2 separate regions of the Homo sapiens genome follow, and region 1 is linked to region 2. Evidence: read pairs that join two places in POLR2A ChIA-PET (ENCODE). Cell type or tissue: MCF 10A. All regions are shown on one strand. Each heading gives the region's core, and the rest is flanking DNA. Links, peaks and the distances in the headings are about the cores only. Region 1 overlaps PRIM1 (DNA primase subunit 1). Region 2 overlaps MYO1A (myosin IA).

Region 1 (15,326 bases), core at 2,766-10,765, 290 kb before region 2:
GCAGTGGTGCAATTGCAGCTCACTGCAGCTTTGACTTCCCTGGCTTAAATGATCCTCCCACCTCAGCCTCCCAAGTAGCTGGGATCACAGGGAGTGCCACCACAGCTGGCTAATTTTTTATTTTTAGTAGAGACAAGGTCTTGTGTTGCTCAGGCTCTGGTCACGCCCTTTTGGAGATTATTAGAAGTTTTTACATTGAGTATTCTTGTTTTTTTTTTTTTGAGATGGAGTCTTGCTCTGTCTCCCAGGCTGGAGTGCAGTGGGGCAATCTCGGCTTATTGCAACCTCCACCTCCTGGGTTCAAGCGATTCTTCTGCCTCAGCCTCCCGAGTAGCTAGGATTATAGGCGCCCGCCACGACGCCCAGATAATTTTTGTATTTTTAGTAAAGATGGGGTTTCGCCATGTTGGCCAGGCTGGTCTTGAACTCCTGACCTCAGGTGATCCACCCGCCTCAGGCTCCCAAAGTGCTGGGCCTACAGGCATCAGCCACTACGCCTGGCCTGCATTAAGTATTCTTTGATTTATAAAATAGTTTAAAAAATGTATACAACAAAAAATTTAATATAGGCAGGGTGCGGTGGCTCATGCCTATAATCCCAGCACTTTGGGAGGCCGAGGCAGGTGGATTACGTGAGGTCGTGAGTTCGAGACCAGCCTGACCAACATGGAGAAACCCTGTCTCTAGTAAAAATACAAAAATTAGCTGGACGTCGTGGCGGGCACCTGTAACTCCAGCTACTCAGGAGGCTGAGGCAGGAGAATTGCTTGAACCCAGGAGGCGGAGGTTGCAATGAGCTGAGATTGCACCATTGCACACCAGCCTGGGTGACAGAGTAAGACTCTTTCTCTAAAAAAAAAAAAAAAAAAAAAAAAAAAAAGAATATACAATTTTATTCATCCATTTAATTATATAACCTATAATGATACCCAATGGGAAAATATGATTGAGAATAAGAAAGGAGTTTCACATAAAATTTGGATTTTAGTAGTATCCTACGTTTGCATGGAATTAAGAATCCTCATAATAGTTCTTTAAAAAGAGTAAGAAAGAAATTATACTTTTTTTTTTTTTGAGACGAAGTCTCACTCTGTTTCCCAGGCTGGAGTGCAGTGGCGCAACTTCAGCTCCCTGCAACCTCTGCCTCCCGGGCTCAAGTGATTCTTGTGCCTCAGCCTCCTGAATAGCTGGGACTACAGGTGTGCACCACCATGCCTGGCTAATTTTTGTATTTTTAGTAGAGACGGGGTTTAACCGTGTTGGCCAGGCTGGTCCCAAACTCCTGACCTCAGGTGATCCACCCACCTTGACCTCCCAGAGTGCTGGGATTACAGGCGTGAGCTACTGCGCCCGGCCACATAATTTTCATTTTGAGACAAGGTCTCTCTCTGACACCCAGGCTGGAGTACAGTGGTGTGGTCAAGGCTTACTGCAGCCTTAACCTCCTGGGCTCAAACAGCCTCTTGAGTAGCTGAGACCACAGGTGCCTGCCAGCATGTCTAGCTAAATTTTTTTTTTTGGAGAGACAGGGTCTCTCTGTGTTGCCCAGGGTGGTCTCAAACTCCTAGGCTCCTCTTGCCTCGGCCTCCCAAAGTGCTGGGATTACAGGTGTGAGGTGAGCAGTAAGCGAGCATTACCGCCTGAGCTCTGCCTTATGTTAGATCAGCAGAAGCACTAAATTCTCAAAGGAGCATGAACCCTATTGTGAACTGCGCATGTGAGGGATCTAGGTTGCGCACTCCTTATCAGAATCTAATGCCTGATGATCTGAGGTAAAAAAGTTTCATCCTGGAACCATCCCCAACTCCTCCCCCTCTCTTTGCAGTCCGTGCAAAAATTGTCTTCCACAAAACTGGTACCTGATGCCAAAAAGGTTGGGGAGTGCTGCGCTGCTATGCGGCATCTTTTTTTTTTTTTTTGAGACGGAGTTTTGCTCTTGTTGCCCAGGCTGGAGTGCAATGGCGTGATCTTGGCTCACCGCAACCTCCACCTCCTGAGTTCAAGCGATTCTCCTGCCTCTGCCTTCCGAGCAGCTGGGATTACAGGCATGTGCCACCACAGCCGGCTAATTCTGTATTTTTAGGATAGACAGGGTTTCTCCATGTTGGTCAGGCCGGTCTCGAACTCAGGACCTCAGGTGATCAACCCACCTGGGCCTCCCAAAGTGCTGGGATTACAGGTGTGAGCCATCGCGCCTGGCCTGCAGTATCTCTTAGGTGTTAGATTTGCCTTCCATTAGCAGGAAGATTTAGAAATTCCTTAGCTTCTTCAAATTCTTTTTTTTTGTTTGTTTATTTGAGACAGTCTCCCTCTGCCGCCCAGGCTGGAGTGCAGTGGCACAATCTTGGCTCACTGCAACCCCTGCCTCCTGGGTTCAAGCGATTCTCCTGACTCAGCTTCCCGAGTAGCTGGGATTACAGGTGCCCTCCACCATGCCTGGTTGATTTTTGTATATTTAGCAGAGTTGGGGTTTCACCATGTTGGCCAGGCTGGTCTTGAACTCCTGACCTCAAGTGATTTGCCTGCCTCGGCCTCCCAAAGAGCCGGGATTACAGGCGTGAGCCACTGCGCCCAGCCAGCTTCTTCAAATTCTTGAATATACAACTTGGTAAACAGTTTAGACATATGTTTACCATAAAACCCACCTATATGCATCAGAAACAAAGAAAAAAAGTACTGCATATATAATAGTTGTTAAATAAATAGGTGGTGAATCTCAGAGACTGATTATTCATACTTATTGATAGTTTAATCTTACAGTATAGATCCTAGCATTAAAAGTTACTTAGGAAATATGTGTTGAATCAGACTGGATTCAATAACACCACTTGGGCTGCTGTTGAAGAAAGGACACAAACATTGTATGCAGTTCCAGGACAAATGCTGATCCATTCTAGTTGAATCAGAGAATTAATTACTGGAGTGACAGATGGATATCTATATAAAAACCCTGTATTTAAAGTGAAGCTTCAAAATATTACCTTACCTCTGGTTCTATGTTTGACATCAGATTCAGCTTCATTCTCCTCTTTTTCCTCTTCATTAGTGGAAATGGCATCCAATTCACGGCAGATGAAGCTGCAAGTAACAGAACAAGAGAATTTTGTTTTTGTTTTTGTTTTTGAGACGGAGTCTTGCTCTGTTGCCAGGCCGGAGTGTGGTGGTGCGATCTTGGCTCACTGCAACCTCCGCCTCCCAGGTTCAAGTGATTCTTCTGCCTCAGCCTCCCAAGTAGCTGGGACTACAGGCATATGCCACCAAGCGCAGCTAATTTTTGTATTTTTAGTAGAGACAGGGTTTCACCATGTTGGCCAGGATGGTCTCGATCTCTTGACCTTGTGATCCACGCGCTTTGCCCTCCCAAAGTGTTGGGATTACAGGCATGAGCCACCGCGCCTCACCACGAACAAGAGAAGTTTAATGTTGGTTTCTGATCAGCATTATCCAGTGTATAATAGCATGTGAATCCCATAAAATTTACTGTAAAAAAATTATGCGGCCAGCTAAATTTGGGATATTCTAAACACCATGATCTCTTCTTGGAGTTTTTCATGCATATTATCATATGAAAGACTGTGAAATACTGTAGTAAAAGATACTTTTAATCTGTTTAAGTCAGAATTTCCTAAATTTACTTGACCTTAAAATCTTTTTCTTACATAACAGCAGGTGAAAATCTTGTATTGTTCTATTAGGGCATCGTCATCTAACCTTTGAACCTTATTTGGTTTCCATAACCAAATATACCATTCCCATGCAACTACTTCTCTAAGGAGGCTAATTCAATTTATTTAAAATTCATAACAACAATTACAAACAAGGAGTGATCAATGATCTGAAACATACCTTATGGTCGGAACAGTAAATGGATCAAACTGGTCCACTTTCTGCAAATCAATAGGCACAGATATGCGACCTGTAAGACACAAAAGTTATAAACTGATGATTGTGGACTATAAATCATTATAGTCATCTCCTACAGGTTATTTTTGGTTAAAATTTTTATTTAAGGCTTAGACAAAGGGTTAAACTTATCTGTTAAGAAGAGTATTTAGAAATATAAATTACTTTCACATTAGCTGTGCCCTTACTCTTTTTTAGAGTTAATGCCTCACTTTGTCACCCATGCTAGAGTACATACAGTAGCATGGTCATAGCTCACTGCAGGCTTGATGTCCTGGGCTCAAGTGATCCTCCCACCTCAGTTGTCTCCCAAAGTGCTAGGATTATAGACGTGAGCTACTGCTCCTGGCCTGGCCAGTTTTTCAATTTTTGTTGAGTTGGGGTCTCACTATGTTGCCCAGAACTCCTGGCCTCAAACAATCCTCTTGCCTCAGCCTCCTGAGTTGCTGGGATTACAGGTGTGAATGACCATGTCCAGCATGCCTTTTATTTCTCTTTAAAAAACCAGCCAGGTGCAGTGGCTCACGCCTGTAATCCCAGCACTCTGGGAGGCTGAGGAGGGTGGATCACAAGGTCAGGAGTTCAAGACCAGCCTGGCCAAGATGGTGAAACCCCGTCTCTACTAAAAATACAAAAATTAGCTGGGTGTGGTGGCGGGTACCTGTAATCCCAGCTACTTGGGAGGGTGAGGCAGAGAATTGCTTGAACCTGGAAGGCAGAGGCTGCAGTGAGCCAAGATCGCGCCACTGTACTCCAGCCTGGGTGACAGAGTGGGACTCTGTCTCGAAAAAAAAGGAAAGAAAAAAAACAAAAACAAAAACCAATAAGCAAATGTGAAGACTGTTGAGCTATTTCCCAGTTGCTCTTATCCCTACTTTTATTTCTATATTTAGAAATAAAGTATATTTAAATATTCCATATTTAAGTTCAGAACAATCTCAGAGTTAGTGAGTCCTGAAAATAGAACAAAATAGATGAAACTATAATATTTACATTGGCTTGGTTTATTTGAGATCAATACAGATACCCACATGTCAGACACCTTTAAAAAGCATTTAGGAAATAAAATAGAAATTCCTCTACTCTTTTATAATACCCCCCTAGGATACCATATAGAATTTAACACATCTCAAAAGTGACGTAATGAGGCTGGGCGCAGTGGCTCTTGTCTGTAATCCCAGCACTTTGGGAGACTGGGGCAGGTGAATTGCTTGAGCTCAAGAGTTCAAGACCAACCTGGGCAACATGGCAAAACCCTGTCTACAAAATATTAGCTGGCTGTGGTAGCACATGCCTGTAGTACCAGCTACTCAGGAGGGTGAGGCAGAAGGATCGCTTGAGCCGATCGGTGAGCCGAGATTGCACCAGTGCACTCCAGCCTGGGTGACAGAGTGAGACTCTTTCTCGAAAAAAATTTTTTTTTGTTTTTGTCAGTGCTAGGAGTAGAGTTCATTTCATTTCTTTCTTTTTTTCTTTTTTTTGAGACAGGGTCTCACTCTGTTGCCCAGGCTGGAGTGCAGTGGCACCATCACAGCTCACTGCAGCCTCAACTTCCCAGGCTCAAGTGATCCTCCTGCCTCAGCCTCTTGAGTAGCTGGAACTACAGGCATGCACCACCACGTCTAGCTAATTTTTGTATTTTTTGTACAAAGGGTGTTTAGACATGTGGCCTAGGCTGGTGTTAGACTCTGGGGCTCAAGTGATTTGCCCACCTTGCCCTCCTCAAGTGCTGGGATTACAGGAGCAAGCTACCACATACAGTCACACACAATTTTTTTTTTATGACCTTGGATGGGTTACATCTTGGGCCACTGTTTTCTCATCTGTACAATGAGAGCTGTTGTCCTAAGATTTTGATGGTCCTCTCCAAATCTAATATGGAACCTCAGAAACCCAACTGAAAAACAGTTACATAGTAGAAACTCATCTGGTAGCTACTTAACTGACTTAGGTATTGGGTGACAGAGCAATTCTTCTACCTTTAAATCATAGACATTATATATATTCAGACCTAATGCCATGCTTACTAAAGCCAATAGCAACTCATTTTTCTTTTAGTTTTCCTTAGTTTCCTTGTGTAGTACCTGTTTTAGGATGAACACTAAAAGGGCTCTTCAGTAGATGATTGATTCCTTTGCTGACATTGATATCCAGCCGTGGAAAACAGTACTGGAGCATAATCTCCCACTCCAGCCAGGGTCCATATTTGTCATTTTTGATGTTATTCTAAAAGCAGATACAAGGCCAACATGAGGATCAGTAGGAACTGTTGAAGATTTCTTTAAAGAAAGTTAAAAAAACGATCTTCAACCATCTTTAACTGACTAGGCAAAGCAATCAATTTAATTAAGAATTGCATTATTATATCTGTAATACAGATTTCAGTGGCATATACCTGATATCTGCTGGCTACTTTCTTCAAGTGCTCCCAACGCTGAAGTGAATTGTGAGACTTTTGGAAGCTTTGTTGAAGTTCATCATGAATTGGTGATGGGTCATTAAGGAACAGACTCATTTAGGGAACATCAATGAACAATTTAGTTTTAAGTATGTATTACCACAAGGGTGTCTTACAAATATTCAGAAAGTAGTTATTAACATTTCTTGAAATATAAATGTTGACTGGGCGTGGTGGCTCATGCCTGTACTCCCAGCACTTTGGGAGGCAGAGGTGGGTGGATCACGTGAGGTCAGGAGATCGAGACCAGCCTGGCCAACATGGTGAAACCCCATCTCTACTAAAAATAGAAAAATCAGCAGGGCATGGTGGTGCACATCTGTAATCCTAGCTACTCTGGAGGCTGAGGCAGGAAAATTGCTTAAATCTGCAAGGTGAAGGTTGCAGTGAGCTGAGATTGTGCCACTGTGCTACAGCCTGGGCAACAGAGTGAGACTCCATCTCAACAACAAAACAACCCACCCCACAAATGTTAAACTCAACAGCTGTATCCGGCCGGGCACAGTGGCTCATGCCTGTATTCCCAATATTTTGGGAGGCTGAGGTGGGTGGATCATTTGAGACCAGCTTGGCTGACATGGTGAGACCCCGTCTCTATAAAAACACAAAAATTAGCTGGGCGTGGTGGCGTGTGCCTGCAGTCCCAGCTATTTGGGAGGCTGAGGCAGGAGAATTGTTTGAACCCGGGAGGCGGAGGTTGCAGTAAGCCAAGATCACACCACTGCACACTCCAGCCTGGGCAACACAGTATAAGACTCCGTCTTAAAAACAACAACAACAACAAAAAAACCCCAAACCAAACCAACACCAGTTGTATCATTGAAATCTTCCCCTGTAAAAATACAGTGATGATATAACAGAAAGAATGCCAAAATAACTATAAGGTATGATGTAAAGTTTTCCCTGGTCTGCATGTATTTTGACTATGTAATTCACCATTCTTTAGCTGTTAATTCTAGGACCAACTTCCAAAATGAGAAAACTGATTTGCAACATGGCCCCATTTTTTATTATGTTCCAGACCAGAGATACTAAAATCCAGAAATACAGGAGATATTTTGTGTAAAAAAGATTAAACTTATAAGTATATGAGAACTTACAAGCAGACATGTCTAACATTTATAATATCACAGATCAAAACAACTAGCTCACACAGAAATGATCACGGGAAAGGATATTTTCAGGAACAAGGGCTAAAATCTTATCCCAGCTTTCTTTATTTTCGAGAATATCTTGATTAACCAAGGCATATTCTTCAAAGTATTTTTTTATTATGTTTATAGATTTTCTGTAAGAACAACAATAACAACAGAGTCCCAACACTATCAGTAACACATATGCCACATAGGTATTGCTGCCATTGTGGGGAAAACTACTGCTTATTTTCATGACATTTTCAGAACTTAACTAGGTAAAATGGGAATACTACCCTGTGCAGGGTTATGATAATTAAATGAGACACTTTTAAGGGAAAAGAACCTGACATAGAACCTGGCACAGAATGGGTATACAAGAAATGTTTACTTTTTAAACCTCACAACTTAGAAGGTTAATATACGCAATAAGGGTAGAAAGTAACCAACCCAGGACACCATAATACATCAGTAGTAGAATGTGGGATGCAGCCTACACTTTCCACTGTGAATTGCTTGTATTAATATCTCAACAATCATATAATGTTTGCAGTTTACAAATATGCATCACATTTACTCTTTCACTTAATCATTGATACAACTGTGAGACAGGTAGAGTGCATGCTGTTCTCCCCATCATAGAGATAAGGAAATGGAGGCAGCAATATTTTGTCAATATTTTATCAAGATCATAGTAAGTGGCAGAATAGGAATTTTTACTCCTAATATAAGGCTTTTTCCACTATCCTAGAGAAGTAGTGAATTCAGTGGAAAAAGCATTGGAGTAGGCTTTACAGTCAGGCAGACCAGGGCATGAATCCTAAATTTAACAACTAACTTGTCGTGTGATGCCAAGCTCATTATAAAATCTCTCTAAAACTCATTTTCCTTATCTATAAATGGAGATACCATCAAGTCTCTTGTGGGGTTTTTTTGAAGAGCAATGAGAACATCTGTAAAGCACCTTTTAGGAATACTGCAGCATAAAATAGGCACTCAATTAACCATAGCTATTATTATTATAAAATGCTACCCAGCAGTGAAAATTGATAGCAAGGTAACTCTAAAGGCACATGCCGGTAAATCAGACACCTTAAAGTGCTTGGAGACTTTTCCAACAGACCTGATAAAAGGGTGAATTTTTTCACTTAGGTGAACTTTCTTTTTAACGTCTTGACCACCCTGAAAAATAAATCATTAAAAAAGAACTTCAGGTATACAATATAAATACAGTCATGTGCAGCATAACGACATTTTAGTCATGATGGACTGCATATAAGATGGTGGGCACGGTGGCTCACACCTGTAATCCCAGCATTTTGGGAGGCTGAGGTGGGTGGATCACCTGAGGTCAAGAGTTCAAGACCAGCCTGAATCCCATCTCTATTAAAAATACAAAAAATTAGCTGGGCATGGTGGCGCATGCCTGTAATCCTAGCTACTCGGGAGGCTGAGGCAGGAGAGTCGCTTGAACTCGGGAGGCAGAGGTTGCAGTGAGCCGAGATCGCATCATTGCACTCTAGCCAGGGTGACAAGAGCGAGACTCCATCTCAAAAAAAAAAGAAAAAGATGGTGGGTCCCATAAGATTGCAATACTGTATTTTTACTGTGACTTTTCTATGTTTAGGTATGTTTAGCTACATCAGTACCTATCATTGTGTTACAATTGCCTACAGTATTGAGTACAGTAACATGCTGTACAGGTTGTAGCCTAGGAGCAATAGGTTATACCATATAGCCTAGATGTATAGTAGGCTATACCATCTGGGTCTGTGTAAGTATACTCCATGACTTTTGCAAAGTGATGTATTTCTCAGGATGTATCCTTATTGTTAAGTGATGCATAATTATAATTAAAACATTTCTAGGGCTGGACGCAGTGGCTCACACTTGTAATCCCAGCACTTTGAGAGGCTGAGGCGGGCGGATCACCTGAGGTCAGGAGTTCGAGACCAGCCTGACCAATATGATGAAACCCTGTTTCCACCTGCCAACACGCCTGGCTAAATACAAAAATTAGCCGGGTGTGGTGGCAAGTGCCTGTAATCCCAGCTACTTGGGAGGCTGAGACAGGAGAATTGCTTGAACCCGGGACGCGGAGGTTGTGGTGAGCCAAGATAGCGCCACTGCACTCCAGCCTGGGTAACAGAGCAAGACTCCGTCTCAAAAAAAAAAAAAAAAATTTGTAGGCTGGATGTAGTGGCTCACACCTGTAATCTCAGCATTTTGGGAGCCTGAAGTGGGAGGATAGTTTGAGTTTAGGAGTTCAAGAACACCCTGGGCAATATAGTGAGACCTTGTTTCTGCAAAAATTAAAAAATTGGCTGGGCGTGGTGGCGCATGCCTTTAGTCCCAGCTACTCAGGAGGCTGAGGTAGAAGGGTCACTTGAGACCAGGAGGTCAAGGCTGCAGTGAGCTGTGGTCACGTTACCGTACTCCAGCCTGGGTGACAGGGTGAGACCGTGTCTCAAAACAAAACAAAACAAAACAAAAAAAACCAAAAAAACAAACCAAAACCAAAACCAAACTTTAACATGTTCTATTATTTTATATATAATAAATCTATTTTATCTATTATTTTACATATGCCACAAAGCAAGATATTTATAGCAAAATAAAATGAAATATCTTAAAACATGTAGCTACTATGACTTTAAATGATCTATTGGTAAGATCATTTACTCTGCAATGTGAATGCCATTAAAGATAAGTTTTAGGCCAGTGTGGTGGCTCATGTCTGTAATCCCAGCACTTTGGGAGGCTGAGGTGGGTGAATCACCTGAGGCTAGGAGTTCTAGGCCAGCCTGGCCAACATGGCGAAACCCAGTCTTTACTAAAAATACAAAATTTAGCTGGGCACAGTGGCAGGAGCCTGTAGTCCCAGCTACTCGGGAGGCTGAGGCAGGAGAATTGCTTGGACCCAGGAAGCAGAGCTTGCAGTGAGCCAAGATCATGCCATTGCAGTCCAGCCTGGGCAACAGAGTGAGAGTCCATCTCAAAAAAAAAAAAAAAAGATAGTTTCATTTTCTTTGACAGTAAACATATCAGGCTTGGTAACATCTAGAAACTAAAGCAATGCAAATTAGAATTAAGAGGATCTTACCTTTACAAGGCTCAAATACTCAACTATCCCAGAACGTACTGCAGAAGACAGTTTTCTAACTGATTCATCACAGACCCAACAATGAACACCTCTCCTTCCAGAATATACCCAGAGACGATGCTTAAATCCAAAGTCCTCTGAGGAAGAGAGAAATAATAGGTTTTAAAACAAATCTATAAACTCCTTAATTAATGTATATTAAATTACTTGTTGTTTCCTGTGCTCCCCATGTTCTTGCTTCATCTCTTTACCCATCCTGGTCTCTCTGCTGGGAATTTCTTTCTTTTTTAAAAAACTATTTTATTAGGCCAGGTGTGGTAGCTCACGCCTGTAATCCCAGCACTCTGGGAGGCCGAGGTGGGCAGATCACGAGGTCAGGAGTTCGAGACCAGCCTGACCAACATGGTGAAACGCTGCCTCTACTAAAAATACAAAAATTAACTGGGCGTGGTGGCGTGCGCCTGTAGTCCCAGCTACTCAGGAGGCTGAGGCAGGAGAATCACTTGAACCCAGGAGGCAGAGGTTGCAGTGAGCCGACATTGTACCACTGCACTCCAGCCTGGCTGACAGAGTGAGACTCGTCACACACACACACACACACACACACACACACACACACACACACACACACAAATTAATGAGATTTGATCACAAAATACAGAGACTAATAGTTAATAGTAGTCAGAGGAAAACCGATTCTTACACTTGACCCCATTCAGAAACTGCTGATACTTGCCCTTCAATGCTCTGTCAATGATGCGTATGGCCATTGTCATGAGGGTCCAGCACTTAGGACATATGTCTGCAGAACTAAAGCAGAGTCATCATTACTCATTGTCAGTGATACCACCCACCCTAACAGCAAGACACACAGTGCTCACCTACAACATCTCCTCACATCGTCATAGTCTGTCATGTCAATGTCAAATACCAGTTCTTTTTCCTGAGCCTGGAAAGCTCCCAGCTTCACTGTATTGTGTTGATTGGGCTACAGATACAAAATATTGATCAGTTTCTATAAGAGCTGCCACACTGCTAAATCTGCTTATTTTCTACACATATGGAAAAAGTTGCCAAACAGAAATAAAGAGACTATATAATGCCAACTTTATGACAGTGAAAGTTCATTATTTTGGATCTTACACATACACTATTGATGAGAGTCTTAACTTTCACCAACTTAAAGCAGGGTTTAATGAATACATATCCATCATAAATGTTTGTTGGTCAATAAGGATAATAATAAAGCTGTTTTTAGTTTTCTGACAAGGGAACGTATACAAATAATGGCCTATTGCAAGGTGTTTTAAGAACCTTTACTTGTTACCATACATAGAAGTATTTAAAAATTTTTCAATAATTCAAAAAGATCTCCCCAATTAGTTTGAATTGAGACTTTATTATAAAGAGGCTATGAGAAGCTGGGCACAGTGGCTCATGCCTGTAATCCCAGCACTTTGAGAGGCTGAGGCGGGCAGATCACTTGAGGTCAGGAGTTTGAAACCAGCCTGGCCAATATGGTGAAACTGTCTCCCTACTAAAGATACAAAAAATAGCCGGGTGTGATGGCATATGCCTGTAGTCCCAGCTACTTGGGAAGCTGAAGCAGGAGTATCATTGAACCCGGGAGGTGGAAGTTGCTGTGAGTCAAGATCACGCCACTGCACTCCAGCCTGGGTGACAGAGCGAGACTCTGTCTCAAAAAAAAGAACCTGAGAGGTTAATTCCACCATAAGTTTTTATAACTGTAAGTCAGAAGGGAGTGATTACTGAGGAGATTCATAAAACTAAATCTTAGGCTGTCAGTAAGGAAAGATAAGAGGCGCAACCCAATTTATACCTCAGAACCCCCAAAAGGCTCAGGGATAGGTGATACCAGGTATTGTTGGAATGAGTAAGTGCGTGTTTAGTGAAGCTGAGATGAAAAACAGGAAGATTTTTCAAGGCCACCCTTGACTGAAGGAAAAAAAAAAGGAGGATTGGTTCAAAGCATAGTTAAGAAGCAGTTAGCTACCCAGATTCGTACACTTAGCTTGCAGAGCTAGGTGACTGCTCTTTCATTTCCCTGGCAGAAGACACCTGAATTATTTTCCAGAGAGCATAAAACAGAAGGTCCCTGGACTTGGACAACAAGTACAATTGAAGAGTGTGTTGTATTGATATTACAAATTGATATTAGGGGAATAATTAGACATTTATATGTGGAATGTTAAGACCCAGCCCTTTCCACCCACTTCTGTACTCTTCCACTACCAACTCAGGCAGGAAGCTAGAAGATTTCTCTCTAAATAATCTGAACAGGGCTGGGCGCAGTGGCTCACGACTGTAATCTCAGCACTTTGGGAGGCTGAGGCGGGCAGATCACGAGGTCAGGAGATCGAGACCAACCTGGCTAACATGGTGAAACCCCGTCTCTACTAAAAATACAAAAAATTAGCCAGGCGTGGTGGCACACACCTGTAATCCCAGCTACTCGGGAGGGTGAGGCAGGAGAATCGCTTGAACCCGGGAGGCGGAGGCTGCAGTGAGCCGAGATCATGCCACTGCACTCCAGCCTGGATGACAGAGCGAGACTCTGTCTCAAAAAAAAAAAAAAAAGCTTTAGCTAAAAGAAAGTGGTTGCTTCTGGGTCTGGGTGTGGTAGCTCATGCTTGTAATCCCAGCATTTTGGGAGGCCAAGGCGGGTGGATCACTTGAGGTCAGGAGTTCGTGACCAGCCTGGCCAACATGGCAAAACCCCGTCTCTACTAAAAAACACAAAAATTAGACAAGTGTGGTGGTATGCGCCTATAATCCCAGCTACCCGGGAAGCTGAGGTGGGAGAATCACTTGAAACCGGGAGGCAGAAATTGCAGTGAGCTGAGACTAGCCACTGCACTCCAGCCTGGGCAAGAGAGCTAGACTTGTCTCAACAAAAGAAAGAAAGAAAGTAGTTGCTTCTGGGTAGCAAAAAATGAGGGGGAAGGGTAGCAGAATTTTTTTTAGACAGGGTCTCACTCTGTCGCCCAGGCTGGAGTGCAGTGGCGTGATCTTGACCCACTGCAACCTCCACCTACCGGGTTCAAGCAATTCTCCTGCCTCAGCCTCCTGAGTAGCTGGGACTGTAGGCATGTGCCACCGTGCCCGGCTGTTTTTGTATTTTTTGGTAGAGACAGAGTTTTACCATGTTGGCCAGGCTGGTCTTGAACTCCTGACCTCAAGTTATCTGCTCGCCTCAGCCTCTCAAAGTGCTAGAGTTACAGGTGTGAACCACCGGCCCAGCCTGGTAGCAGATTTTTTAAAAGCCGAATAGAAGTACTTGATTTTGTAAACCATGTGCATACATAACTGACAAAAATCACAAAACAAAACACAAAAAGTAAATAAAGGTCTATAGATGCTTCTGTCTTGGCCCAAGAAAAAAATGAGACGTTTTCTCCCTTTAGAAATTAAGGAGAAGGAAGTAGAGAGTGGCACCCTAACCCTTCTTAGAAGTTCATTTTCAGTTTTATTCTCAACCTATAAAGGGGAAGTAAAACAACTCCAAAGTATTTTTTTCTGCCTGCCTTTTATTACCTCTTCTCCCCTTACTTTGATGATGAGAGACGGGTCTGGGATTTAGAGTCAGAAACCCTGGGTTTAAGTGCCAGCTCTATCATTTAGAAATTGTGTGTGAGCTTGTGCAAACTATTCAAGTTCTCTGGGCCTGTTTCCTCCTTTGTAAAAAGAATGAGGATTGATACAAGTAACAAGTTATATAACATGAAAAACTCCACATAAAAGCTATTATGCTATGTATGTATTCCCTCCACCCACCAGTGTATATATTTGAGAAGGGGAAGAAGGGCAATTTTGGTTTGTTCATTCACTCAACAAATATTTATAGTGTACTGTCTCTTGCCAGGCACTCTTCTAGGGTACTTAGAATATACCAGTGGCAGGGGGTGGGAGGAGTGGCAGGTTTTAGTAGACCTCACTGAGAAGGTGCTATTTGAGCAAAGATTTGAAGGAGGTGAGGGGATGAACCAAGTATAGAAATGGGTTTTAGGCAGTGGAAACAGCTTGAGCAAGGGTCAGTGTGGCAGGAATGAATGAGGGGGAGAGAAGGACTTTTAGTCAGTGAAATGAGCAGCCACCAGAGAATGTTTTCAGCAGAGGAATCACAGATTCTGAGTTGTTTTAAAAGGATTACTCTAGCTTCTGTATTGACAATGGACTCTAGATTCTACAAAGGCAAACTGTTAGGAGGTTTTTACAGTAATTCAGATGAGATGATAATGTTGGTAGCACTGGTAGTAGTGGCTGGATTTTAGATACACTTATGGTAGAGCCAAAGGGATTTCCTAATAGAATGGGTATGGGAATGTGAGAAAGAGAGGAATCAAGAATAACTCCAGGGGTATGAAGGAAAAAGAATATAAATGTTTATTATGACTGAACTGTACACTTAAACGTGGTAAAGATAATAAGTTTTATATGTATATTTGACCTCAATAAAAATAAACAATTAAAAGAAAAAAAGAATAACTTCCATGGTGGAAGAGAATGTAATTCTCTTTTATTTCCCTCTTTTTTTTTTTTTTTGAGGCCAAGTCTCGCTCTGTCGCCCAGACTGGAGTGCAATGGCGCGATCTTGGCTCACTGCAACCTCCACCTCCCGGGTTCAAGCGATTCTCCTGCCTCAGCCTCCTCAGTAGCTGGGATTACAGGCGCGTACCACCACGCCCGGCTAATTATTTCCCTTTCCTAA
Region 2 (15,326 bases), core at 2,520-10,519:
AGACTTGAAGATTTGGGACCTTCTACTCTTCTACATTTTGAGTTTGGGAGAGAACCGTATCTTTATCTCATATTTACTACAAAAACAATCTGTGCAACAAAGCATTCCCCAATCACCCTATTTAAAATTATCACCACCCCAAAATTCCATATACCTCACTCCCATTTTTCCCTTCATGAACTTATTACATCCACTATGCTAAGTATTTTACTTATTGTCTTTCTATCACCACTCCCACCCAGGAATATAAGTGTCATGATGGCAAAAATTTTTGTCTGTTTTGTTTGCTACTGTATCCCTCACTTTATAATGTTTGACATATAATAGGTGCTCAATAAAAATGTATTTACAAGGCTGGACATGGTGGCTCATGCCCATACTCCCAGCACTTTAGGAGGGCGAGGTGGGAGAATTGCTTGAAGCCAGAAGTTCGAGACCAGTCTGAGCAACATAGCAAGTAAGACCCCATCTCTACAAAAACATTTTTAAAAATTAGCCAGGCATGGTGGTGCATGCCTGTGGCCCCAGCTATCCCAGAGGCTGAGGCAGGAGGATCACTTGAGCCCAGGAGGTTGAGGCTGCAGTGAGCTATAATTGCATTGCTACACTCCAGCCTGGGCAACAAAGTAAGACTCTGTCTCTTAAAAGAAGAAAAAATGTTATTTACAAAATGAACAAGGAAGCCAGAGCCAAGTTTCTTGTATCACAGTCAAAAACATGGATCCACCATGGAACCTCTCAAGTGCTGCTGGGGTCCTGAAATGTTTGTCTCCCACCCCATCCGAGAACTTAGACTGTACTGACAGAAGTCACTGGCTACACAGGGACCCGTGTTCATCCCAAAGTGAGGACAGCAGCTGGGTCTCAAGGCCTCTTTATTACACGAGATGCTAATGGGACTCATTAAAAGCTTCTCATTACCCAGCTAATTACAGGGCTGTGTGGGCAAAGAACATGGGCCAGAACCCAGGGTTGGGAGCATTTGGTAGGATGAGGAGAGAAGTGGGAAGCTGTTTACATGCAAATGGCATGACTGGTTCATTCCTGTGAGGAGCCCAGGTGCTGTTCCTAATTGGTTCCATCCATCTCCCTCCTCCTCCTCTCCTAACCCCACCAATCTGGAGCTGAAGGCCCAAGCTGGGCAGGCTGGAGGGAGTTGGGTGTGTAAGAGGAGGAGGTGTTAAGCCAAGAGCTGAGGACTAAAAGCCTCCTGGGTCCAATCTCTGCATCCACCCCTCTCCCCCACCAACCCACCCATCCCTGCTCCCAAGCCCTGGCACCAGGGAAGCAGGGCTTCAGCAAAGGTACACCATAAATAATGTCCTTTGATGATGCAGCATCTCAAAGAGGATGGCAGGAGCCAAGGATGGTGGGGGAGCCGGGGCGGGGGGTGCGGGGAACAAGGGGATGGCAGGGAGAGTTGATCACCCCTTGATCTCTGGGATTAGCAAAGACTTGAAAGAGCTAATGCTAGGCTATGTTGGAGAGGTGATGAGAGAGGGAGGTATTGGAGGGCTAGGACAGCCTGGGCTTCATTTTGCCTACAAATCATATGGAAATGACATGTAAAGTGGGTGTTGCAGCTATAGAGTCCCCAAGTGTTTTTTCTTGAACACCCACCCTTTATTTGAGCCACATCTCAGATGATGTCCCTGGCCTAGAGGAGCAGGGTACTTGGAGTCCAGGGTCCTTAGCAGCTCCTCCCCTGCAACTTCCCCTCTTTGCTGCTATGATGGGTTAGGGATGAGGCCAGGAAAAGGTGTGTACAGTTGTGCTGTGTTGAGACAGGTTAGTCAGCAATTCACTGAGGGCCAGAGGTGGAAGCAGACCCTCTAGCTTGTACACACAAGATGGCCTGAATATATCCACCACATGCACAACTTGTGGACTCTCGCAAAATCCCAGAGGGGTACTGGCAAGGGGAGAGCAGGGCTAGGGTCATATGTGACACTGGGTGGAGATGCCAATGAAGAGTGGAAGGATGACAGCATTCTATGTCCTGCCATGTCCTGCAGCCAGGAGACAACTGGAGAAAACCCCACAGAGCAAGGAACAAGAGGCCCTCAGAGCCTGAGGAAGAAAAATGGACTAAGCCAGGAGGACTGAGCTAGAGCTGGTTTAAGCTGTGAGATGCTAGAATGGCTCCTCATGGGGTTAGGGGAATCCAGGATGGCTTGTGCCCCTCAGAGGCTGAAACAACCCAGACTCTCAGAGCGCTGAACTGGCTGAAGGGAGAGGGCTGGGAGAGAAGAGGCAGGGCTGGGGAGGGGAGGACTGGTAGCAGAACTCCAGCTTCTCCCACAGTGATGGAGCCAATTCCAACCCTGTAACACAGGTGGGGAAACTGAGTCCCTATTTGTTTCAGGGGATGAAAACACACACTCCTAGGCTCCAGAAAAGAGAGGCAGAGACAGGAAAGAAGAGGAGGAAGAGAGTGACAGAAGAGTAAAGGAGGAGGGGAGTGCCTGCCCTTCCTTGAACTCCAGTCCATCTACATGATGGGCACAGTGAGGACAGGGGTGAGGGCCCTAGCCCTTCCCCTCTCCCATCACCCCCAGCCCAGGGAGCTGACAGTGCCTTCAGCCCTGTGAAGGGAAATGCAGGATAGGGAGCGGCAGCTGCATGTTCTCCTGAAATTGCTTCTGAAAATGACCAGACACTTCACTGGGAAAGTGACGACAATTTGGGCCCTGGGAGCAGGAGATGAGATGGAGAGCGGGGGCGATGAGGCGCAGGTCACCACCCCACTCTCGGCCAGATAGGCTCTTCTCGGCCTGATTCTGAGAAGTCAAGGATGGGGGGAGCTGTTGGGGGCGGGAGAAGGCTGGCCAGAGCCTGAGCTACCCCTATTCTGAACAGAGCCACCCTCCTCCCAAACAAGGCAGGCTCTAGCCCCTCACCCGCCTGAAAACAGATGATTCCCCAGGTTCTATCTCAGCTCAAAGCAGGGTGTGCCAGAAGCACGTGGCTTGTGCTCAGACAGCAGATTAATCTGCAGGCAGGAAGAGAAGTTAATCAGTTCTCCCTGGCCAGCATGATAGCCGGCCGTGAGCTGCCTGCAGATGGAAGTCAGGTGGAGGGAGACCCCAGCCCCAAGGCATAGTGAGTTAAGGGAAGGAAGCGGGAAGAGGTAGGCAAGGTAGAGATCTTGAGAAGAGGAAGAGACAGCCAGAGACAAAAACAAAGGCAGACCCTGCTAAGCTCTCACAGACCACAGATCTAAATTTTACTGTGACTACATGAGCAGCTTGTTCCCCAAAGGTAGAGGCCAGACAGAAGGTAGAGACAAGACAGACAAGACAGAATCTATGAGAAAATAGATATGAGGGGGAGTAGGAAAATATTTAAAGCATTTTACAAAATATTACATATTGATATTAGTCAGAGCTCACAGAAACAGGGACAATGAGATGGTGTGAGATAGTTGGGAGGGTGAGAAAAAGATAATGACAATGACGCAGGAAAAATAAAGGAAGAGGAGAGGAAAGGGCCAGGTTACAGGGATGGGAGGGTCTTGATGAGGGAGCCTCATCAAGTGAGTGATGTGAAGTGCCACCTGCTGCAGGCCCCAGCTGTGGGACAGAGACGAGCAAGATAACTGTTGGCAGCAGTTTGGCATCTCGGGTGTGTGAGAAGGAAGGGGGTGTCGGGGAGGCTGGTGTGATGGAGCCCTGTGCTGTGTGTGGGAGTAGAAGGGGTGATGGCGTTCCCAAGTACAGGAGACCCTGCATTCCCCAGCACCCCAGCATACATAAGCCCTCCAGCCTTGGGCTGCTTTTCAGGCTAAATCGCCAAAGGACCCCAGTTTCTGCCAAGACAGGGATGCTCACTTCTTTCCTCCAGGGACACACTTAATGAATCAGTCCACTGGCCACCTGCGACCTGAGCCCCATCCTTAACTCCCCCCGCAGCCCCTCCACCCACCGCAGTCTCTCTAAACACCCCCCCAGAGCTCAGCCGGTCAAGGAGCCCGGAGACAATTTTCCTTCTTTTCCTTTCTTATTACCTCACTAGCTGGCTCCAAGGAGCTTGAGGAGGAAAAAGGGCATGGGGGCAGGGGTCTAAGTACACCTGGGTGAAAAGATAGGGGGAACAAGGACCCACCCACCCTGACTGAACCTTTCCAAGCCACATGTTTTATTAGTGTGCAGAGAGGCTGCGGGTTGGAGGAAGCTACTTTTGGAGGAGAGAACAAGAAGGGTTTGGGACAAGGGTCCTCTTCAAGGGTAGTTTAATCCCCAAGCCATGCGCCACGATCAGAGGGGTTAGAGATCCTCCCACACAGGAGGGCAGAGGGGGATTAGTGCTGGTTCAGGAGGAAGCAACTGCCATCTCTGCATGGTGCCCCCTCCTCACTGCACAGTCACCTCCAAGCAATGACTCCCCTTTTTTTTGTAGCGTAGCTTGCTGTTGTCACCACCTGCAGGGCCCTGGACGACCTTGACAGCCACACTGTTCTCCTTGAACCTCACTGAGAACCTGGAGAGGGAACAGAAAACCAAGTCTAGTGCCCATCCCCTCACCCCGACTCCCGCATTTCCATGATGGCCCCCCCATCATGCGAGTCAGAGGACTTGAGGCCCCAGAGAACCTGGGTGGGGGCCTGAGAAACACCTCCAAGCCCCGGCCTGCACTGCCCTACATGCTTCGCTTTCTGATCCTGGTCACGATGACCATCAGCCTGGCCATCTACCGTAAGCCGCCCCTCACCCCCAGTTCATGGCCTCACTTCTCAGTCACGGTGACTGTAAGCTGCCTCTGCGTGGCATCCAGCACAGCCCGGTACATTTTGGTCAGCAGTTCAATCACATGCTCGCTGACCAGCAGGAAGTCCCCCTTGGAGCCCACCGATGACATCTTAGGAAGAGGGAAAAATAGCAGGAAAGGGATTCATTTTTTCTCTTCAGGAGCACCTGAGGGACATCAAAGGCCCAGAGCGAAAGGTCTGGTCCCCATCACCTCCAGCCTGCCCCAGCCCTGGGATGCATACCACCTTCTCCAGTCCAAGGCTTGCCCCACCCAGCTCTGATACCTCACTCAGATGCAAGCTAAAGAGCCCATCCTTGAGGCTGGTGACTGACACCCCAGCCACATTGTCTAGCCCAATGACAATTTTGGCCTGGGACTTCTTGGTGTCTGTGAGAATCACATGGCCCTTGGTCAGGAGGAGAATCCGAGAAGAAGTCTAGGGACGGAACAGGCAAGGGTGAGGAAAGGCAGGATTAATTGCCCCCACTCCACCTGGCAGGGCGCAAACACAGCCTGCCATCTGCTCTCCAGATGCCAGCCCACAGCTCTGCACTAGCTGCGGGAGGAGTTCAGCCTGCAGGCCCTTACCTTGCCATTGCCACGATTGACCTTCTTCACGGCCTCTGCCATCAGAACAGGCCCCTCCTCCCCGCCTTTCAGCTTCTGCAGCTTGGGGTTCCCTTGCAGCCCAATGTAGTCACCACAGAATGGAATGGGGACACTGAGAACACATGGGAGGTGTGCAGCGCGACAAGGCCCAGAGGCCTCTTCCCCACCCCCAGAGTTCCCATCCTAGTCCTCCCGGGCCCTTCCCCCACATCCACGTATCCTCTGTCAGTGTCCACAGAGCACAGTCCAGGACCAAGACATCAGCACCACCTGGGGAGTTGTTAGAAAGGCAAATTTTGGTCCTCACCCCAAGACCTGCTGGATCAGAGACTCTGAGGAGGGACACAGCACCTGGGGGTGACAATCCTGCCAGGTGATTCTAAGGCACGCTCAAGTTTGAGAACTGCTGCGTGATGGAACTGGCTGTGCAGGGTCTGGGAGGCCCTCACCTCTGGGGATATGAAGCCTTCTTGCCCTTGAACAGTTCACTGGCACAGAGCTTTTCCCTCAGGATCTCTACCTGCTTCGGGGACAGCTGATCCCGGAACCTCTTGCACTGTGAGGAAGGAGGGACAGGAGCTAAAATCATAGAGTGGGAGGGCAGGGCTGGGGAGGGAGGTGAGAAATATTGACTAGAAGACACTAGGAGAGGAGAGAGACTGAGGAAAAAGGACAGGCACTAGACACCTCAGGGAGAGGCCGGGGCTGGAGGACCATTGAGGAGGAGTGCGAGAACTGAGGGAGGCTAGGGGAGGGAATGGACACCATCAAATAAAAGCACCAGGAGGGCTCTATGCTCAGCTCTCAGGGCAAGGCTTAGTCCCAGACAGGTGCTCAATAAGCATTTCCTGAATAAAAGAACAAATTACTTTATGCTAAGTGAAATAAGCCAGACACAAAAGGACAAATATGATTCCCACTTATATGAGGCACTTGGAAAAGTGAAATTCATAGAAACAGAAAGTAGATTATAAGATATCAGGGGCTAGGGGAATGGGAGAATAGGGGGTTATTGCTTAATGGGTACAGAGTTTCAGTTTGGGGTGATGAAAAACGCATATGGAGATGGATGGCAGTGATGGCTGCAGAACAACATGAATGTCGCTCATGCCACTGAACTATACACTTAAACACCGTTAAAATGGTAGATTGTATGTTATGTATATTTTACCACAATTTTTTTAATGGGAAAAAAATAGAAGAGGGAGGCAAAAGAGGAAAATCAGGGGGAGGGAAAAAAAAGACGAAATGAGAGGAGGGGTGCCTGGGCTCCACTTGCCTTCCACTGGTAGAAGAGCTGCTGCAGCTCCTGATTTGCTGTGCTGAGGCACTTGTAGGGGGCGGCTGGCCATGTCTTGTCTAAGACGTTTGTGGATGGCAAATTGTTCTTCAGCCCCAGTAGGAATTTCTGTACCTAGTTTGGGACCAGGGGGATTGGGAGTGGAGTGATAAGAAACACTTCCTGACAGGCAAACTGGCACCCAGATCCTGCCACTTCAAAGGAGGAAGTTAACCCACAGTGAGAAGCAAGGGGTGGAGCTGAAGAGATGGAAGGGAGTCACCTCTTGGATCTTTTTCAGCAAGAGGTGCAGGCTTGAGGCCGGGAGGTAAGAGCATGAATAGGAGACTGGAGGGAGAGAACGATTAGTTCCAACCAAAGACCTGCTACCCAGGGCAGTGAGGTAAGAGGAACCAATATGAAAGCTGGTCTCAAAGTTTTGCTCCTGTAGCTTTCTATTCCTTCTGTTCACAATTGCCTACAGGTGGCAGCCACTGTCTGTGTCAGCTGTTGGCTAGGTACCAAATTTCCCCTCCTCTCAAATCAGTCAAGTCCAAACATGTCAGCCTCCATTCAAAGGAAGAAGGAGCAAATAAAGGAGCAAAGGAGAAAGAGCAAATGAATTCAGGGAGACAATGAAGAGGCCCAGAGCTTCAGAGCCCCCATTCCTCTCTTAAGCTGAGGGATCCAGACCCTCGAACAACAAAGAGAGGCTGTAAGCAAATGTGTCTCATGTCTGAATGAGCAATAGTCAGGGTCCTAACCACGGTCAAAAATCCAATCAGCGGAGGTCAGTTACAATTTGCTCCAGCCTCTGTCCAAGATCCCATGCTCTTCCTCCTTCTCTCTGGCCTTTCCCAGGGTTTCACTGGAAGTGCTTTTCTCTCCTGGGTTTCCTCCCTGACACTTAAGAGCCCAGCCTCATGTCGCAGGACCCCTGCATTCCCTGGGCACACCACCCGGACAGGACTCTTTCCCATGCCCCTACCCAGCCCATGCATGATCACTGTGTGCCTTAGCTCTCGATGCTCTCTTGACTCAACTCTGCCAACCTGGGAGATCAGCTCAAAGCCCTCCCTGATTCCCCAAGCCCCGGATTGCCTCTCCTTTCTTTGAAGCCCCATAGCAATTTGCCTACACTCGTCTTTGTACTACAGTTATTTGCATGGAAAACAGCTCCCTTTTCTAGACACTGAGTCCTTATAAGGCAGGATCCCAGGTCTCACATTTTTTTTCACTAGTCAACATTTATTGAGTGTCTACTTAGTGCCTGGAACTGTTCTAGGTACTGGGACATAACAGTGAACAAAGTCTTCATTTTCACTGGACTTACATTCTACTGTAGGGTGGAGAAGGGGACCAACTACACAAGCAAATAAATATATAGTGTGATGTCAGATAATGGCATCTGCTGTGATGCAAAGAAGTAGACCCTGAGGCAGGAATGAGTGGCAGCATATTCCAGAGACATTAAAAAGCCAGGGTGAGCAAAAATTAGCTGGGCATGGTGGCGCATGCCTGTAATCCCAGCTACTCTAGAGGTTGAGACAGGAGAATCGCTTGAACCCGGGAGGTGGAGGTTGCAGTGAGCCAAGATCGCACCACTGCACTCCAGCTTGGGTGACAGAGCAAGACTGTCTAAAAAAGAAGAAAAAAAAAGGGTGGCCAGAATCACTTGAGCAGGAAGAGAGAGGATCAGAGAGTAGGTCGGGGCAGATCATGATGGGCCTTGTAGGCTGTGGTAAGGAGTGAAATGGAACACCATTGGAGAATTTATACAGAAGAATAGCATAATATGATGTTTTAAAAATTCAATATAGCTTATTATTTTGAAAGTTTTTTTAACTTACAGAAAAGTTGAAAAAAGATACAATTAACATCTGTATACTGTATGTTCCTCATCTAAATGCACCAACTGATAATGTTAACACCTTGCACTATCTGTGTGCTCTGACACACACACATATGTGTGCATATAAATACATGCATATACACATTTACACAAATCCTTGCTACCCTACCATCCTAAAGTAGGTTATAGATATCATGACATTTTACCCTAAAATGTCAGCATGCCTCTCCCAAGAACTGGAACATTCTCTTACACAATCATAACTCCATCACCACACCTAAGAAAATCAACATCACTAATCCAACAGCGATCCACTCTCAGATTTCTCTACATGTCCTTTATAAACTTCTAAACATGTCCTTTGAAGCTTTATTTTTCCTTTTCCAGGATCCAATCAAGCTTCATCCATGGCAACTGACTCTTTAGTCTGCCCCAATCTAGAACAAGGATTCTTAAGTTTTTGTTTTTGCCTCTTTTTTTGAGACAGGGTTTTGCTCTGTCGCCCAGGCTGGAGTGCAGTGCCACCATCACAGCTCACTGCAGCCTTGCCCGCCTCCTGGGCTCAAGCGATCCTCCCACCTCAGCCTTCCAAGTAGCTGGGACTACAGGTATGAGCCACCACACCCACCTAATTTTTAAATTTTTTTTGTAGAGTCTAGGTCTCACTATGTTGCCCAGACTGGTCACAAATTCCTGGGCTCAAGCAATATTCCCGCCTCAGCCTCCCAAAGTGCTAGGATTACAGGAGTGAGTCACCTTGCCTGGCCAAGGTTTTACATCCCATAGAGCACCTAGCAACCTGTTTGTTTATGGCACAGAATTACTGAAGATATAAAAAATGACTTGATTTTTGGCACTTCCAAATGTCTGGAATTTTTATGAAAAAGTTTTACTAAGATATCAGGTTAAAAAATTTAAATAGAAAGAGGCAGAATACATAGTATATTGCTGTTAACTGCAGGAACTATCCAAGCTCATTGTAGCTTCCACTGCAGGTCTAGTGGGTTTGGTGGGTTTGGGATCTGGGCCTGTGAAGGCCTCCAAGACTGGAGTCCCCAGTCCCTAGTCTGATTTTATTTATTAATAATTCAACAAACATGCCTAAGCATCTGTCATAATCCCCTTTGTTCCAATTAATGTGGAGCCTCTGAAGGCTTTCTTCTTTTTATTGTTTGTTCTAGAACTAGAAAGTTCTGCCCTTTCCTATGCAGCCCTCCTGCCCCCAGGTCTGCCTAGGGCCATGGGTTGCCCAAGCCTCTATTGATGAGGGGCAGTCTTAGGCAGTGGTTAAAAGCTCTAGAGTCAAATAGTTTGTAACCCAGCTTTACCACTTACAGCTGTGGAACCCCCGGCAAGTTATTTAACCTCTCTGAGCCTTGGCTTTTTAACTACAAAATGGGAGAAAGAAAAGAGCCTACCTCACAGGGTTATTGAAAGTATTAGAGTTAATGCATGTAAAGAGCTTAATGCATAGTAGATGTTCAAAAGATAATGGGTAAGGCCGGGTGCAGTGGCTCACACCTGTAATCCTAGCACTTTGGGAGGCCAAGGCGAGTGAATCACTTGAGCTCAGGAGTTTGAGACCAGCCTGGGCAACATGGTGAAACCACATCTTTACCAAAAATATAAAAAATTAGCCAGGCGTGGTGGCATGTGCCTGTGGTCTCAGCTACTGGGAAGGCCGAGGCTGAAGGATGGCTTGAGCCCGGGAGATGGAGGTTGCAGTGAGCCGAGATCATGCTTGCTGCATTCCAGCCTGGGCGAGAGAGCAAGATTCCATCTCAAAAAAGAAATAGGCTGGGCGCAGTGGCTCACACCTGTAATCCTAGCACTTTGGGAGGCCGAGATGGGCGGGTCACTTGAGGTCAGGAGTTCAAGACCAGCCTGGCCAACATGGTGAAACTCTGTCTCTACTAAAAATACAAAAATTAGCTGGGCATGGTGGCGCATGCCTGTAATCCCAGCTCAGGAGGCTGAGGCAGGATAATCACTTGAACCTGGGAGGCGGAGGTTGCAGTGAGCTGAGATCGCGCCATTGTACTCCAGCCTGGGTGACAAGAGTGAAACTCTGTCTCAAAAAATAAATAAATAAATAAATAAAAATTAAAAAAATGAGAATGGATACTAGCATTAGTTACAGTCAAGGCAGTGGCAAACTGGAATACTCAGAAACACTGGGGGAATCAGTGCCCAGTGCCCGCAGGCTTCTGTGGGGGTGTGATTTATTGAGACCCTGGTCTAAACCCAGCAGCTTCTGGGTTGACAATTAGTAGCTGCCTGACAATACACAGATGAAAGAAAAGGAAGAAGAAGGGCAGTCAGGAGATAACAGCAAAATCAGATTACAGGTCTCAGGTGTGTAGCAAGAAGCATGTATGGTGGGAAGGCAGACACTCTGGCACCAGCACAAGAGGTGATCAGGCAACTGAAGAGACCTGGAAGATGGAACTTCCCTGGGAAGGGGAAGAGGACGAGCAAATGAAGGCTCAGGAAGGCAAAAAAGAGGTCCAGAGCTTCAGAGCCCCCATTCCTCTCTTGAGCTGAGGGATCCAGACTCTCAAACAACAAAGAGGGGCTGCAAGCAAACATGTCTTATGTCTGAATGAGCACAGTCAGGGTCCTAACTATGGTCAAAAACCCAATCAGCGGAGGTCAATTACCAATTTGCTCCAGCCTCTGTCCAAGATCCCATGCTCTTCCTCCTTCTCTCTGGCCTTTCCCAAGGTTTCATTGGAAGTGCTTCTCCCTCCCTGGTTTCCTCCCTGACACTTCTCAGAAGCACTATTGCTATCTGACTGAAGTCTCCAGAAGTTACTCTTCTCTGTCCCTGTTTTTCTCCCCCTGGGAGCTGTCTGTAAGTTTGAATATGTAGGCCTTCCAGGTGGGTCTTCCCATCCAGCCTGACCCACGTCCTCCAGAATTAGGATAGGTCCTTCCTGAGATTTACTTTCTGACTTGCTGACAATAGTTTCAGAGGAAGTAGAAGGAAGATACAATTCGCCTACTCTCACCCCAACCCTAAAATGGATCTTGGGAGGTTGAGCTAGTTAATGTGTGGATCACTCTACTCTTCAATGAGGCTTAGCCTCTTCAACAGTTGTTAAACATCCAGCCCCAGGATCTTCACAAGGCTATTTGACCATAGACCAGATGGTGGGTGTGCTGAGACCCCTTCCTGCCACAAGGTTGCCTGGATTGTCCACTCATGCCAAAATGCTATCTGATTCTGCCCCCGAGTCCAAGGCACTGGGGCCTGGTCCCTGCAGGTAGCTGCCCTCTTCTCCTAGGACTTAAGTACATGCAGACTGAGGAAACTCTTGGGGGAAAGCTTTGGGTTGCCTCTTCTCAAACCCCTCTCCCAAACCTGTGCCTCCCTGCTCCATCCCTAACATCCACCCTAACCCCTACCACTTACCATGCTCTTGTAGATGAAATCTGCCAAGGTGAGGGCAGCCTCTGACCGGAAATATTTGCGATAATTCTTTCGGGCCTGGCAGAAAAGTACAAGAAAGGAGCCAAAGTGAAGATAGGCAGATTCTAGAAGAGGTTGTACTATTTTTCAACCACGCAAAGACCTGAGTAAGATAAAGAGCTGAGACTGTAGCTGGAAGTTGGAAGTAAAATCAGACAAGTTGGCAGTGAGGACACTTAGAGCAGAAGGCAAAGTTCTGCTGCCAAGTTAGGCATCTACCCACCCAGACACCTCTACAGGTCTCCCCTACAGGCCTCTCACTCCCAGACACCCACCCACACATGGACCGGCTGATACACAGAGGTGCGGCCTGGGTGCAGGCAGGACTAGCTCTCTGCTGCTCTAGCCAGCAGGTGACACAATCCAGGAGAAACAATGTGAGGAAACCTCTCTTCCACTCTCCATTACCTTCCACCCTCTCACAAAAGCCTGGATCAATAACACGGATGCCTTTATCTTCCCATAGCATTTCTTTTGCTGTAGAAAACATAGGAGTTGTTAGAAAAATGGCACCTCCTGAGCCACCTTCCATCTTCCCTATTAGAGTGAACAGAGTGGGACTTTGGGGATGACCGTACCATGTTTCCCCGAAACCAAGAGGAGATGAGGATCTGACTCTTTCGCATCAGTTGGTAGTGGGTGCGGCAGCGCCAGCCTCGGTAAATCTTCTGTATGAGTGTGGCCAGCTGCTGGAGTCTCAGGCGCCTCTGTTCTTCGAGGTAGAAAAGCTGTGGAGAGGTGGAAGGGGGTGACAGAGAGACTGGCTCAGGGGAACAGTGCTGTCCTCTCCTATACCCCACAGTACTGAGGCTTCCCAGCCAGGCCTTATTTGATCATTCCTTTGTCTTCTTAGTTTGCTCATTTATTCATTCAGTAAACAAGTATCTACTTAACTCTAACTTTGTAGCAGGCAGTAAGCTAGAAGTTGATCACCCCAACCCTCAAGGGCTCTGCCTCAGGCAAAGGCACTTAGAGCCATGCAGCACCAAGCTCCCCAGGCTCAGGGCAGTGTAGGAACCCAAGAGTTCAATTCCCAGGGATACGGTTCCTGCAGACAGGAAGCTTCCCATCCACTGGACAGTGATCCATTCCAGGTTATACACGCTCCCTCCCCCTCCAGCCTTTCTCAGGTGGGCTCTTCCACCTTCTACCCTCACCAAATGCTAATGCACTCTCTAACTCACAGTCTTGGGGCTTCTAATGAAGATCTTTGTCTTGCCAAAGGCCAGCTCCCCCGAGGACATGCTCAGCTCCCCCAGGACCTTCTCAACACCTTCCCTATGGAAGCAAATGACAGAAAGCTGCAGAGGGGTATCTCAGGAGAAAGTCCTCTTCCACCTTTCCCCTAATCCTTTCAGCCTCCAAGAAGTGATCATTCAATTCATTTCTCAAAGTATCCATTCACCCAGCTTCAGCAGATGTGCACTGCACCTCCAGGTCTCTTCCCCCAGAGATGTTTCCTGCACTGCCCTTTCCTGATGCCCAGTCTCCCCATGGGGTCTTACCGGTCTCCCCCATTCCAGTGAGGCCAGGTGCTCCGGCTCAGCAATCGGTACCTTTCCAGGAAGGGCCCATAACCCTGGCGGTGGGCATAGCCTGCCCGTCGCACCCGTACGTTCTCCAGCAGTCCCAGGTACCGAGCCTGGGTTGCCACCAGGTCTGAAGAGAACTGACCTCGCTGCTGATGCTCATTGGGCTTTATGCACCTGGTGGGAGGTGGGGTAAGGCACAGCCTTCAGGAGCTGACATCATTGCCAGTGTAACCCATCATATTCCCCTATGCTGCACACGGTGCACTTCACTGAAAAGTTTCAAAGAAAGTAGACACACTGGCCTCCCCAGTTTCACTCACTTCTATGTATTCCCTATCGAATCTGATGCTCTCCCCCTGTGGGACTCTCAGCTCCTTATCTGACTGTTTTCTGTGAGGAAAGGACCTCTGACATCCTTATTCCAGAAGCACCCCCACATGGACGTGTTCTACAGCGCATGGACCCTGCACGTGCCATCACATATGTAGCATGTTCCCCTGCATGCCAGCATGTCACCTGATGTAGTTGGGGCTCTTGGAATACAGATTCTTCATGAGGATGGCCACAGAACTCTTGAACTGGGCCCCAGCAGTCGGGGGGCGTTTGAGAGATGCCTGCTTAGGATTGCCCTCAGGAAACAAGGACCGAAGGAGGGGGTGCTGGGCCTTCCACATGGCCTGCAACAGGTCTCGGAAGAGTAGGTCATTATTCTTGTCAATAAAGCTGGTCACGTTGTATGTCACCTGTAAAGGAGCAGCTATTGGTTTGGAGACCCCACAACCTTGTCCCAGCACTTGGCCCTCCCAGTCTCATTGTGAAGTATTCCAGACTCTCACCTTCCCCGGGTTCCTCCCCCATTGACTTCAGTCTGGGCCTGAGCCCTAATCTCTGCCCTCCAGCCCTGCCATTTCACCTTGCCCGCATAGTGGCAGATGCGGAAGCAGCTGAGGCCCATGGTGTGGTCATACTGACGCTGGGCATTCTGGGTGACTTTGCTCTCGTAGTGGCCATGCTTGGAGAAGAGCTGGTTCAGCTTTGCTAGGAAAGTGGAGTCACTGACCACCCCAGGCCGCAGGCACTCCTCATCCAACATGGCCAGGATACCTCGCTGATTCTGGGCCGGGGGAACAAAAGAAGCCCAACCTAAATCTGGTCCTCCGAGATGTCCACGTTCTCATTGCTGCCCCCTTTCTCCACTCTTATCTTCTGCCCTCTTTACTGTCCCTACCAAGTGGGGAATCAGGGAGAGAGACAGGGGAAGGATGTTCAGGCAGTCTGGAAGGGGAAGTCCCACAGATAAGAGAATGACAACTCACATGCTCAATGAGCTTACAAATGATGCCATTATCAAAGTAGTCCACCTTTGTCCACGGTATGCCCTGGTCAGGGGAGACAACAAATTACAGGGAACACGTCCAAGACAAGCCTCCAGAGACCTCACCAGATCTAGCCTTTCACCCACCCAACAAAGGACATCAGAAAGCCCCATAGTTCACAGGGGTCCTTGGTATGATTTCTATTTATGTCCCCATCCCTCCAAGGTTGGTGGAGAATTTGTGGGGTGGGTAGACAGACACACGGAAGGAATTGGAGCAGCTGTGAGAGAGGGTGAGACAATGCAGAGATCCCTGTAGGTGGTGTAGGGTGGAGAGGGAAGTGTAACATGTTGAGTGAAGATTAGGATAGAGATTTCCTGTGTGGGAGTGGGGAAGGATCCATGCGTATGTGCAACAGCGGCCACACTACTCTGTGCTCTATAAAACCACAGCACGTGAGAGTTTATCATCAAACAACAAGGCTAATTTGATACATCTTCAAAGATCTACATCAGTG

Evidence for each region. ChIA-PET counts read pairs that join two places held together with the same protein. Peaks named below come from ENCODE experiments on the same cell type or tissue, not always from the same donor. Only the 100,000 strongest peaks of a DNase experiment are listed, where the experiment ranks them.
Region 1: POLR2A ChIA-PET joins it to region 2 with 6 read pairs; 5 of 35 experiments call an interaction of 5 or more read pairs at or near these places.

What each region holds. Positions count from the first base shown.
Region 1 is chr12:56,735,448-56,750,773 of GRCh38, forward strand. It overlaps PRIM1 (DNA primase subunit 1), which reads right to left. Exons shown (of 13, transcript NM_000946.3): 3 at 11,479-11,585; 4 at 11,334-11,407; 5 at 10,598-10,734; 6 at 8,618-8,676; 7 at 7,540-7,649; 8 at 6,299-6,390; 9 at 5,988-6,129; 10 at 3,847-3,916; 11 at 2,987-3,078. Among named protein-coding and RNA genes, the nearest start is that of PRIM1, 9.2 kb to the right of the region's middle. In MCF 10A, for the core only: no CTCF peak of the experiment used is centred there; no DNase peak of the experiment used is centred there.
Region 2 is chr12:57,024,403-57,039,728 of GRCh38, forward strand. MYO1A (myosin IA) reads right to left here. Exons shown (of 28, transcript NM_005379.4): 15 at 14,810-14,872; 16 at 14,407-14,607; 17 at 14,010-14,236; 18 at 13,467-13,667; 19 at 13,146-13,239; 20 at 12,540-12,689; 21 at 12,370-12,438; 22 at 11,905-11,979; 23 at 6,638-6,772; 24 at 5,808-5,914; 25 at 5,338-5,470; 26 at 5,033-5,185; 27 at 4,730-4,857; 28 at 4,115-4,479. The coding sequence ends at 4,353. Among named protein-coding and RNA genes, the nearest start is that of TAC3, 16 kb to the left of the region's middle. RefSeq lists enhancers at 5,036-5,873, 6,915-7,004, 7,065-7,244. In MCF 10A, for the core only: no CTCF peak of the experiment used is centred there; DNase peaks (open chromatin) are centred at 7,159 and 9,229.